Regions from separate parts of the Homo sapiens genome. Here region 2 is linked to region 1. Evidence: read pairs that join two places in POLR2A ChIA-PET (ENCODE). Cell type or tissue: A673. All regions are shown on one strand. Region 1 overlaps HAPSTR1 (HUWE1 associated protein modifying stress responses). Region 2 overlaps USP7 (ubiquitin specific peptidase 7).

What was found. ChIA-PET counts read pairs that join two places held together with the same protein. Peaks named below come from ENCODE experiments on the same cell type or tissue, not always from the same donor. Only the 100,000 strongest peaks of a DNase experiment are listed, where the experiment ranks them.
Region 2: POLR2A ChIA-PET joins it to region 1 with 6 read pairs; 11 of 35 experiments call an interaction of 5 or more read pairs at or near these places.

Annotation. Positions count from the first base shown.
Region 1 is chr16:9,094,070-9,099,069 of GRCh38, reverse strand. All of the region lies in intron 2 of HAPSTR1 (HUWE1 associated protein modifying stress responses), which reads right to left. Among named protein-coding and RNA genes, the nearest start is that of HAPSTR1, 4.9 kb to the right of the region's middle. RefSeq lists an enhancer at 1,335-1,834. In A673, no CTCF peak of the experiment used is centred here; no DNase peak of the experiment used is centred here; H3K4me3 peaks cover 2,258 bases; H3K27ac peaks cover 1,125 bases.
Region 2 is chr16:8,899,119-8,904,118 of GRCh38, reverse strand. It overlaps USP7 (ubiquitin specific peptidase 7), which reads left to right. Exons shown (of 31, transcript NM_003470.3): 16 at 717-851; 17 at 1,637-1,738; 18 at 1,932-2,037; 19 at 2,885-2,977; 20 at 3,062-3,129; 21 at 3,489-3,589; 22 at 4,362-4,515; 23 at 4,931-4,998. Among named protein-coding and RNA genes, the nearest start is that of LITAFD, 19 kb to the right of the region's middle. RefSeq lists an enhancer at 1-271. In A673, no CTCF peak of the experiment used is centred here; no DNase peak of the experiment used is centred here.

The DNA.
Region 1 (5,000 bases):
ACGGGCTGGGGTGGGGGCAGAGGGCAAAGAATTATATTGATTCTGAAGACCAAATCATAACTTTCTTACATAACTGCATAAAATTAATCAGATTACTCTACTTATAGCTTTTTGATACACATTGATTCATGTGAATTAGAGCAGGTATCGCAAGTTTGTAACAAGGAACTGAAGTTCAAAGGGCCTTGTGTCCAAAGTTCATTGACAGAGTTCCCTCTGTGACCTCTCTTCCTCAAATGAGAAGCCATCTCTCAATTGCAGACAATCTACAAACCATAAGAGCACAATGCTACATCAAAGCAACACTTCTAAAGAAATACTACTGACTACGTGATTTTTAAACTTAAGAATTAAATTTGCACTAGCCAGTCCACCACACAGAAAAATATTTTATTCTTTTTTGGGAGGAAGGGTAGAGGCAGGGTCTCACTATGTTGCCCAGCCTGATCTCAAACTCCTAGCCTCAAGATCTCAAGAGAACCTCTCCCCTCAGCCTCAAGTGCTGGACTACAGGTGTGAGCCCTGGCACTCCAACCAGTAAAGAAAATGTACTGTTTCTTTAGGAATGTAACAATCTAAGTCACAGCCAAAATAAAACTGTTCCCAATCGTATTCCCTAAGGAAGTGGCATCCAAAAATAAGCACACCTCCTAGCTACTTATGTATTTACTTAATCTTCACCTAGCACACAAAACAAAGGACCAGGAACCAGGGGGATAATATTTTGTGTGTGTGTGTGATGGATTTTCGCTCTTGCTGCCCAGGCTGGAGTGCAATGGCCTGATCTCGGCTCACCACAACCTCCGCCTCCCAGGTTCAAGCAATTCTTCTGCCTCAGCCTTCCGAGTTAGCTGGGATTACAGGCATGCACCACAATGCCCAGTTAATCTTTTATTTTTAGTAGAGATACGGTTTCTCTCCATGTTGGTCAGGCTGGTCTCAAACTCCCGACCTCAAATGATCCTTCCGCCTCAGCCTCCCAAAGTGCTAGGATTACAGGCGTGAGCCCCCGCCCCAGCCCTGGGGGAGCATCTTAATAACCACTGTTTGTTGCCTGCCTGGCATCCAATCCTTGTCCTCCCCTTCCTAAAAGCACTCCAGGTTTTTGTTTAGATAGCAACCATGTTTCGAGAGAAGCTCCCTCCACATTTGCTCAAGGGGTTGTGGCTTAGCTCTCAACTCATGTGCATAACCCTATGTACCCCTATTAATGGTTGTGGGTAAGCAAGTGACCCCGTTATGGCCAAGAGATGACAGAAGTCATTTTTAGGCTCTTCTAAGCTTTACTGAGTGGCTCTAAGATGTGAGCCACAAGCCATTCTGCCAACATAATGAAGCCAGCCTGATAACAAAGTGTGCGAGTGCACACAGGGGAGAACAGAGCAGGGGAGCCTGGGCTGCTCAATTAAGTCAATCCTACTGTGGCCTTTTAAGTCAGAGGAGCCAATACATGGCCATACAGCTAAAGCCAGCCCAACTTGTGTTTTCTCATACTTGCAACCAACATATTCTTTCACAGAAAAACTACACACAGGCTGGGTATGGTGGCTCACAGTTATAATCCCGGCACTTTGGCAGGCTGAGGCAGGTGGATCGCCTGAGCTCAGGAGACCAGCCTGGGCAACATGGCAAAACCTCATCTCTACCAAAAATACAAAAACTTAGCTGGGCATGGTGATGGGTGCCTGTGGTCCCAGCTACTCAGTGGCTGAGGTGGGAGGATCACTTGAGCCTGGAAGGTGGAGGTTACAGTGAGCTGAGACAGCACCACTGCACTCCCACCTGGGTGACAGAATGAGACCCTGTCTCAAAAGAAAAAAAAAAAAAAAGAGCCAGGCGCGGTGGCTCACGCCTGTAATCCCACCATTATGGGAGGCCAAGGCGGGCGGATCACCTGAGGTCAGGAGTTCAAGACCAGCCTGGCCAACATGGTGAAACCCCGTCTCTACTAAACATACAAAAAGTAGCCTGGTGTGGTGGCAGGCGCCTGTAATCCCAGCTACTGGGGAGGCTGAGGCAGGAGAATCGCTTGAACCAGGGAGGCGGTTGCAGTGAGCCGAGATCACGCCATTGCACTCCAGCCTGGGGGACAAGAGCGAGACTTCGTCTCCAAAAAAGGAAAAAAAATAAGAGCTACACACAAAAAAAGCAGTCTATTATAAAAAATAAGTATTATGTATAACTGAGGCTACTGCTTCTGACAAAGCTACAATTTTTTCATTAAAAAAAAATTTTAAGACACGGGATCTCACTATATTGCCCCAAGCAATCCTCCTGCCTCAGCCTCCCAAAGTGCTGGGATTACAGGCATGAAAAGTTAAATAGAAATTTAATGCTTAGGGTTTCTCACTGTAATCCACACTAAGGTATTTTGAACAAAGTCTCAAACTCAGTAATAATTTTTTGCAGCCAAGTGAGTCACAAACCAGCTCCACCAGTCTCCAGGTAGAATATGATTTCTGGCCATTTGTTTCTAAGTCACCTGCCACTTGGCCCACACATTTACAGTTATGCTCAGTTCTCCTTTAGTGTACGAGTCCAAAATGGCCACACTGAAGTGAGACATATAAAGAGGGCTTGGCATCAAGATGTATCAAAAGTGAGGACTTAAGGGCATCAGACTATTTTTCCCACCTGTCAATTCTACTTACATTTACTCCAATTAGGGAAAGAAGATGAAGAAGGAAATACACACCAGAGTTTATTTCAACACAAAAAAAATTTTTAAAAAGACAGAAAATAAACTATTATTACTTCCCTTCATTTTAAGCACTGCCCACATTGAGAAAAATCCAAAAAATACTTAAAACTTGACCACCAACACAATGAATGCCAGAGCACTCACTATGCCAGGCACAAAGCTAAGAGCTTGTACTAGAATCTGTGGTAGTTATCCCTATTTAAGTTAATTAAGTCAAGGAGCACAATGGTGAATTAACACCTGGCTTCACTGTCTCCAGGACCATAAAGGTAAGAAGTAACAGAGCCAAGATCTGAACTCAGGCAATGTGGCAGTAGACTCCAACTCACAATGACACTGGGTAAACATCAACCCTAGCCAGATTAAAATGATTTTTTACTCCCCTTCTTTAGTTCCAGGAATCAAAAAATATACTGATCTAAGGATACTACTGAATATTGAAGAAACACCATCCTCTTTGCATTTATCAAATCAAAAACCAGCAGTCAGTATTTTGGCTTCCTTCCTTTTTTGGAAAGGGGAAGACAAGTCTGACCCTACTATTTACAGTAGAGGTAACCACCCACTCCATTTTATTGAATTCTGTCCTTGCTGAAGTTCAACTTACATTTACATTATCTTCCAAATCCTTCTAGCCACATTCCAACCAAACCAATTAACTCAATTTTCAACTTTTCAAAAGCCCTCTGACAACTAAAAGCGACCCTCTGCTGGGTTTTTAATCTCAATCCTGACCTTCTTAATGAAGGTCAGGATTGAGATAAACACCTAATGAACTTCTTGGTAGTTATCAAGAAGCTGGTAGGAGTGCCAAATTGTCCCCAGGCTGCACAATAAGCCATTTTTACCTTGTCAGATATTATACAAAATACAGGAATGCTGCCTGCTGCCCACTTAGAAGTATCCACCAAATTTTTCCCCCCTTAAATTATATTTAAATATTTAATCAGAACTATAACCAATATCATTTAAATTTAGTACTACTTACTGCTGCATGCACTTGTGACACCACCTTGCTAATTTTATTGGTTCTATTTAAGGTAACCAATTATTCCTACAGCTGTATGCCTGTTCTCTAAAGACCACACCCTGAAAAAGAAAAAGTGTGAGGCTATCCAGAGTATTATCCACACACTCCTTGAATCAAATAAGAAAACGTTGCACTATCAAATTCCACAAGACACAACTTACCATTTCTATTAGGCAAGGGATGTGTTTTCACTGTACAGAAACAAGGTACAAAATAAAACTAGTTCAGACTAACAATCTAGCATTTACAATAATCCAAGAATCATATGTGATGTTTTCTAAAAATAAAATTAATGTTCCTCCTTAAGTTTTCTGAGCAGGAAAACAAACAAATTGTAAACATTTTTAAATGAAGTAATCAAATTAAGGATTATTTCAGAGTTCAACTGCTGAACCCATCTTCTTACACGAAAAGTTAGCACTAACGAAAACTGCTAGGTTAGTCCTAAAGGGACACATTCTACAAGAACCCAACAGGACCAAAGCCAGAGGACAATCCCATTTTATACGGCCTAGGCTAAGAACCTGGCACATAAAAACACTAAAAATGTGTTGCCTTCCCCTTCAAGCACAAAGCAATACCAACAAAAGCAAAAGAATAAACCATGGTACTGCCACACCATAGAGTAATACTAGCCAATCAAAAGGCACTGAACTATGCACACCTGCAATGCGAACTCGATGGGTGAACCTTATCATAGTAACTGGAACAAGCCAGACACAATAGGCTACAAGGACTGCACCATTCTATTTAGGACATGATGGAGGAGAAAAAACAGCAATCAAATCAGTGACTGCCAGGGACTGGGAGGTGGGGGTGATAGATATATTCTACTTCTTAAAAAAAAAAAATCAAAGTATATATCCTAAAACAGTGATTTTACTGTATGTAAATTACACTCCCAGAAACCTTTTTTTTAATTAAGTATTATTTCAAAATTCTGTTTTTGGACAAAACCAAGAGCCATTCCAAAACGTTCAAGACCGTCAGCACTGATAGATGTTGAAGCAATTTACTCAGTCACAATTTAACAAACAGCTATATAAAATCAAAGCTAACCACTGAGGCACTATTTAACCATGTTTCCCTTTTTTCAGTAAGACTGGACTATTATTATTACAGTTCCTCATTCCCTAAAGTTAGCGTTTCTTTTCACCACTTTGTTACCAGTTCTCAAATTACTGTCCCAAAAAACTGTAGTCTACTCAAGAAATCTCACAAGGAGATATTTTTTCCTACAAGATGCTGCGGCCATTTGCACATTCTTAT
Region 2 (5,000 bases), 190 kb after region 1:
ACACCTGGCCCTGTTGGTGGCGGGCAGAGCCAGTTCAGGAGTAAAGACTTGGTTGTCAGAAGTCAGGCCACCAGACAGAGAAGTGATTAAGTGCACGTCAGGTTGCTTCAAAAAGTACTGAGGGGGTTGGAGAAAGGGAGGAGGTCATCTCACCGTTGGCTGTCTAGCTAGGTCCAATTTATAGGTGAGTTAAGTTATTGCAGTGAAACACAGTCTCCTTTTCTTTTTTCTTTTCCTTTTTTTTTTTTTTTGAGACAGAGTTTCACTCTTGTTGCCCAGGCTTGAGTGCAGTGGCGCGATCTCTGCTCACCTCAACCTCTGCCTCCTGGATTCAAGTGATTCTCCTGCCTCAGCCTTCCTAGTAGCTGGGATTACAGGCATGTGCCACCACACCCAGCTAATTTTGTATTTTTAGTAGAGACAGGGTTTCTCCGTGTTGGTCAGGCTGGTCTCGGAACTCCTGACCTCAGGTGATCCGCCCGCCTCGGCCTCCCAAAGTGCATGAGCCACCGTGCCCTGCCCACAGCCTCCTTTTCTAAATAAATACCTGATTTAGGTTTTGGTCATTTTATGCGGTTTTTCTTCATTGGTCTTCTGAAGAAGTTTCTTTGGAACAAAAAATGAGTTTTCAGCGTTTTAGTGTTTAAATGTGTTCAGTGTGGACTCATTTTTTGTCAGTTGTCAAGTCTTTTCTGTGCTTTCATACATATTTTCAGATAGTCGCAGAGGACCAGTTTTGTGGCCACCAAGGGAATGACATGTACGATGAAGAAAAAGTGAAATACACTGTGTTCAAAGTATTGAAGAACTCCTCGCTTGCTGAGTTTGTTCAGAGCCTCTCTCAGACCATGGTGCGTACCGGTCCCGTGGATATACCCCACCGTGGCTCCCAACGTCCACCTTCCTTCCGTGTCACTAGAAAATACTGATTGCCTTTGGGGGTAGGTGCTGTGTCCAGCCACTGCCTAACAGTGAGGAGTGTGACCCAGGAACATTTCCTGCCTGAGAAAGTGCAAGAAAACCATTGAGCCCCTGACTCCTGCACAGGGGAACCCACAGGATTTTGCAGACATGTTTTCACCCCTTTTCCTCATCTCCCACTCCACTCCCTGCACCCCTACCCCCTCTTTATTTTTGTAAATGGGCATTCGATCCTGAAGGATAAGTCACAGTTGTCCAAATCAACCGGGGAAGAATTAGAATTCTTTTTCTTAGAATCACAGTCTTTTTTTCTTTTTTTTTGAGACAGAGTTTCACTCTTGTTGCCCAGTGGCGCGATCTTGGCTCACTGCAACCTCCGCCTTTTGGTTTCAAGCAATTCTCCTGCCTCAGCCTCCCAAGTAGCTGGGATTACAGGCACCCGTCACCAGGCCCAGCTGATTTTTGTATTTTTAGTAGAGACGAGAGTTCACCATGTTGGCCAGGCTGGTCTTGAACTCCCGACCTCGTGATCCACCTGCCTCGGCCTCCGAAAGTGCTGGGATTACAGGCGAGAGCCACAGCACCTGGCCTACGATCACAGTCTTAACATTGACTATATATATATATGTATATGTATATACATATGTGTGTGTAATATAGAGGACTAAAATATGAGCGTGTTTTTATTTTAATCTACTCTTAATATTTTTTTCAGGGATTTCCACAAGATCAAATTCGATTGTGGCCCATGCAAGCAAGGAGTAATGGAACAAAACGACCAGCAATGTTAGATAATGAAGCCGACGGCAATAAAACAGTAAATATTGTTAATAGCGTATCTGGTTTGGAACCGTGCAGAAGGCGTTAGTCCTCTGCACTTAGTGCAGCTTGTTTCCCTTTTGGTCCACTTAACTAGAATTGGACGTTTTCTTCAATACTTGACTGTAGTTTTTCGCTCTGTCACCTAAGCCATTAGACTCTTCTAAAATCAGCGTCTCTTTTGGAAATAGATGATTGAGCTCAGTGATAATGAAAACCCTTGGACAATATTCCTGGAAACAGTTGATCCCGAGCTGGCTGCTAGTGGAGCGACCTTACCCAAGTTTGATAAAGATCGTAAGTGCCCACGAGACGCCTGCCTGCACTTAGAGCAGTAGCGTTGGATTCCTGGATTGTTGTTCTAAACACACAGGGTTAAGCCTTCTTCCCTTGCAGAAAGATGTGTTGATCAATTCCACAAAAGCTCACTAGACTTCCTGATGAAGTCAAATAAGACTGACTTGGCTGCGAGTTTCCTGTGAGGCCCGGAGACAGTAGCAGCCACGTGGGGCCGTCCTGTTCTGTCTTCAGTCTCAGCTGCTGTGCTGTGCTAATCACGTTGGTCAGATCCTAAAGAGCAGGGTTGCAAACGTTGTCTGTCAGGGACCACATAGGCAATATCTCAGGCGTTTCAGGCCTTTCTGTCTGTACTAAGGCGGCCACAAAGACTATATAAATGAACGAGCTGGCTGTCTTCCAGTACAACTTTATCGACAAAACAGGTGGATCGGAATTTGCTGACCCTTGCTATAAAATGACAGACTTTTATTGCTGTGAGTGGTCACTTCTGGCAAAGACACAAGACCATGCGCAATCTTCCCGTGGCAACGCTCTTCCAGCCAGTCAGTCCAGGTCTCAGAACTAGGAATTCTAAGTTTGCTGCACTCAGTACCGTCTTGACTGTCTAAATGTAGTGGGTTTCCATGGGTCTGATGTTTGGAAACTCAGCGGTAATAGCCTCAGCTTCGTGAATAAGCCACATCTGAAGTAACTTTTAGGTACCTTAAGCTGTCATTTCACTTGTCATTGAGCTATTCAGCTTACTGTTTTTTTTTTTTCGTTTTTTTGTTTGTTTGTTTTTTTGTTTTTTAAGCATTGTGCTGAGTGTTTGGATCTTAACAAAACTTGTTTATTAACCTTGTAGATGATGTAATGTTATTTTTGAAGATGTATGATCCCAAAACGCGGAGCTTGAATTACTGTGGGCATATCTACACACCAATATCCTGTAAAATACGTAAGTCCTTCGTGCACTTACCTTCTGAGTAGATTTTGCTCAGTACATTACAGCTACACATTTAAAATATCTTCTTTCTCCTAGGTGACTTGCTCCCAGTTATGTGTGACAGAGCAGGATTTATTCAAGATACTAGCCTTATCCTCTATGAGGTTTGGATGGTTTATTTTTCCATAATTAGTATATTCTTAGTAGTTTGTGGAGGGTTTTGTTTGTTCTTTTTACCCCGAATTTGTTACAGTGTTAGGTCTACCAGCTAACTCAGGGCCTCAGATGATCTTGAGAATGACATATTTAGATTTGTGAATTTTTTTTTTTTACCTGTTGTAGAATCAAATCTGATTGTTACATATTTGTGGATTTATTCATTTAGCTTTTCCTGTTAACATTTTAACTTAAAAGGTGGATAGAATTGGGTGTAGAGAAAATACTTAAGTACATGGAAGACTATCTGGCCATATTAAACGTTAGACAAACTTGCAGTGTAACAATTTTATATCTTTCACTGTAGGAAGTTAAACCGAATTTAACAGAGAGAATTCAGGACTATGACGTGTCTCTTGATAAAGCCCTTGATGAACTAATGGATGGTGACATCATAGTATTTCAGAAGTATGTACTTTGTGAAGGATTGTATCACTTTGTACTAATTTCAGGATTTTTTTAAGTTGTAGAACCAAGAAACATTTGTACCTAGATCCCGAGCCACGTTTTTGTTTTTGTTTTTTTTAATGTAACTGTTGAGAGGCTTTCTCTGGGTTTTGAAATTAGGTGTGGTGAACATTTTCATCTCATAAAGCTCTTCTCAATTTCTTAAAAATTCCTTAAAATGTCTCAAGTGCACGTGGCAACTATTAGTAGAGTGGGAACAATTGCTTCCTTCCCCTGAGATTTATGAAATCGAAACTCCTTAGAATGTACCTACTTGGGTAATTCATTTCAGTCTGTCTTCATGTAAACCAGCCAGTCTTTGGTCTTAGACACTCAGTGTCTGAAAGTGGCTCGATGGCACACGAAAGCCCAGATTTCCTGACTCACGGTCAGAGACTGGGCTCCACCACCTGTCAGGTCTGTGGGCAAGACACTGCGTCTGGGTCTGCTCCTGTAGAGGAGAGCAGGTGCTGTTACCTAAGGGGGTTTTGTTTTGTAGTGGGATGAGAATGTAAAGCCACTACATTGCGCCTGGCTCAGTGCATCCCCATGCATACTTGCCTCGCTTACAGAGGGAGCTCAGGCAGATGCCTGGCCCCCTCAAAGGGGAACCTGAATTTATCTTGCAAGAGAGCCTGTTGGTGTCACTGTTGTGTAAAAGATGATGCCATTTTTACCAGCTACCCCCTGCCATGGACTTTGATTCAGACTGCAAACTTTCTCCCTCCACCAGGGATGACCCTGAAAATGATAACAGTGAATTACCCACCGCAAAGGAGTATTTCCGAGATCTCTACCACCGCGTTGATGTCATTTTCTGTGATAAAACAATCCCTAATGATCCTGGATTTGTGGTTACGTTATCAAATAGAATGAATTATTTTCAGGTATTTAATAAATGCTCCTTTCCTCTTCAGATCCCACTCCAGAAAGACAAATTTCTTTCTTAAAATGCTTGTTGAAGAAGCTATCTCATGGTTTTGGTTCAGAAGGGGCTATGCCCGAGGAAATCTCCCACTGATGGATTCAGGCTCTCTGCCTTGGGAGCTAGAATAATCGCCATCAGAAAAGAACCTGTAGACCTCACCATTAAAAGTGAAAACCCTTTCCAAAGTTATCTTCATCAGATATGCTACTCCCATGGTGATTCATTAAGGAATAATATAGTTTATTCCTGTTTAATAAATTTCTAGGGAATTTAAATTCAGGCTGCTCATGGCACATTTTAAGTAATTAAGCATGAAGTTTATGACCAAGTTTCAATTTTTCCCCAAAATGTGAACCTTCCTTTCTGTGTCTTAGGTTGCAAAGACAGTTGCACAGAGGCTCAACACAGATCCAATGTTGCTGCAGTTTTTCAAGTCTCAAGGGT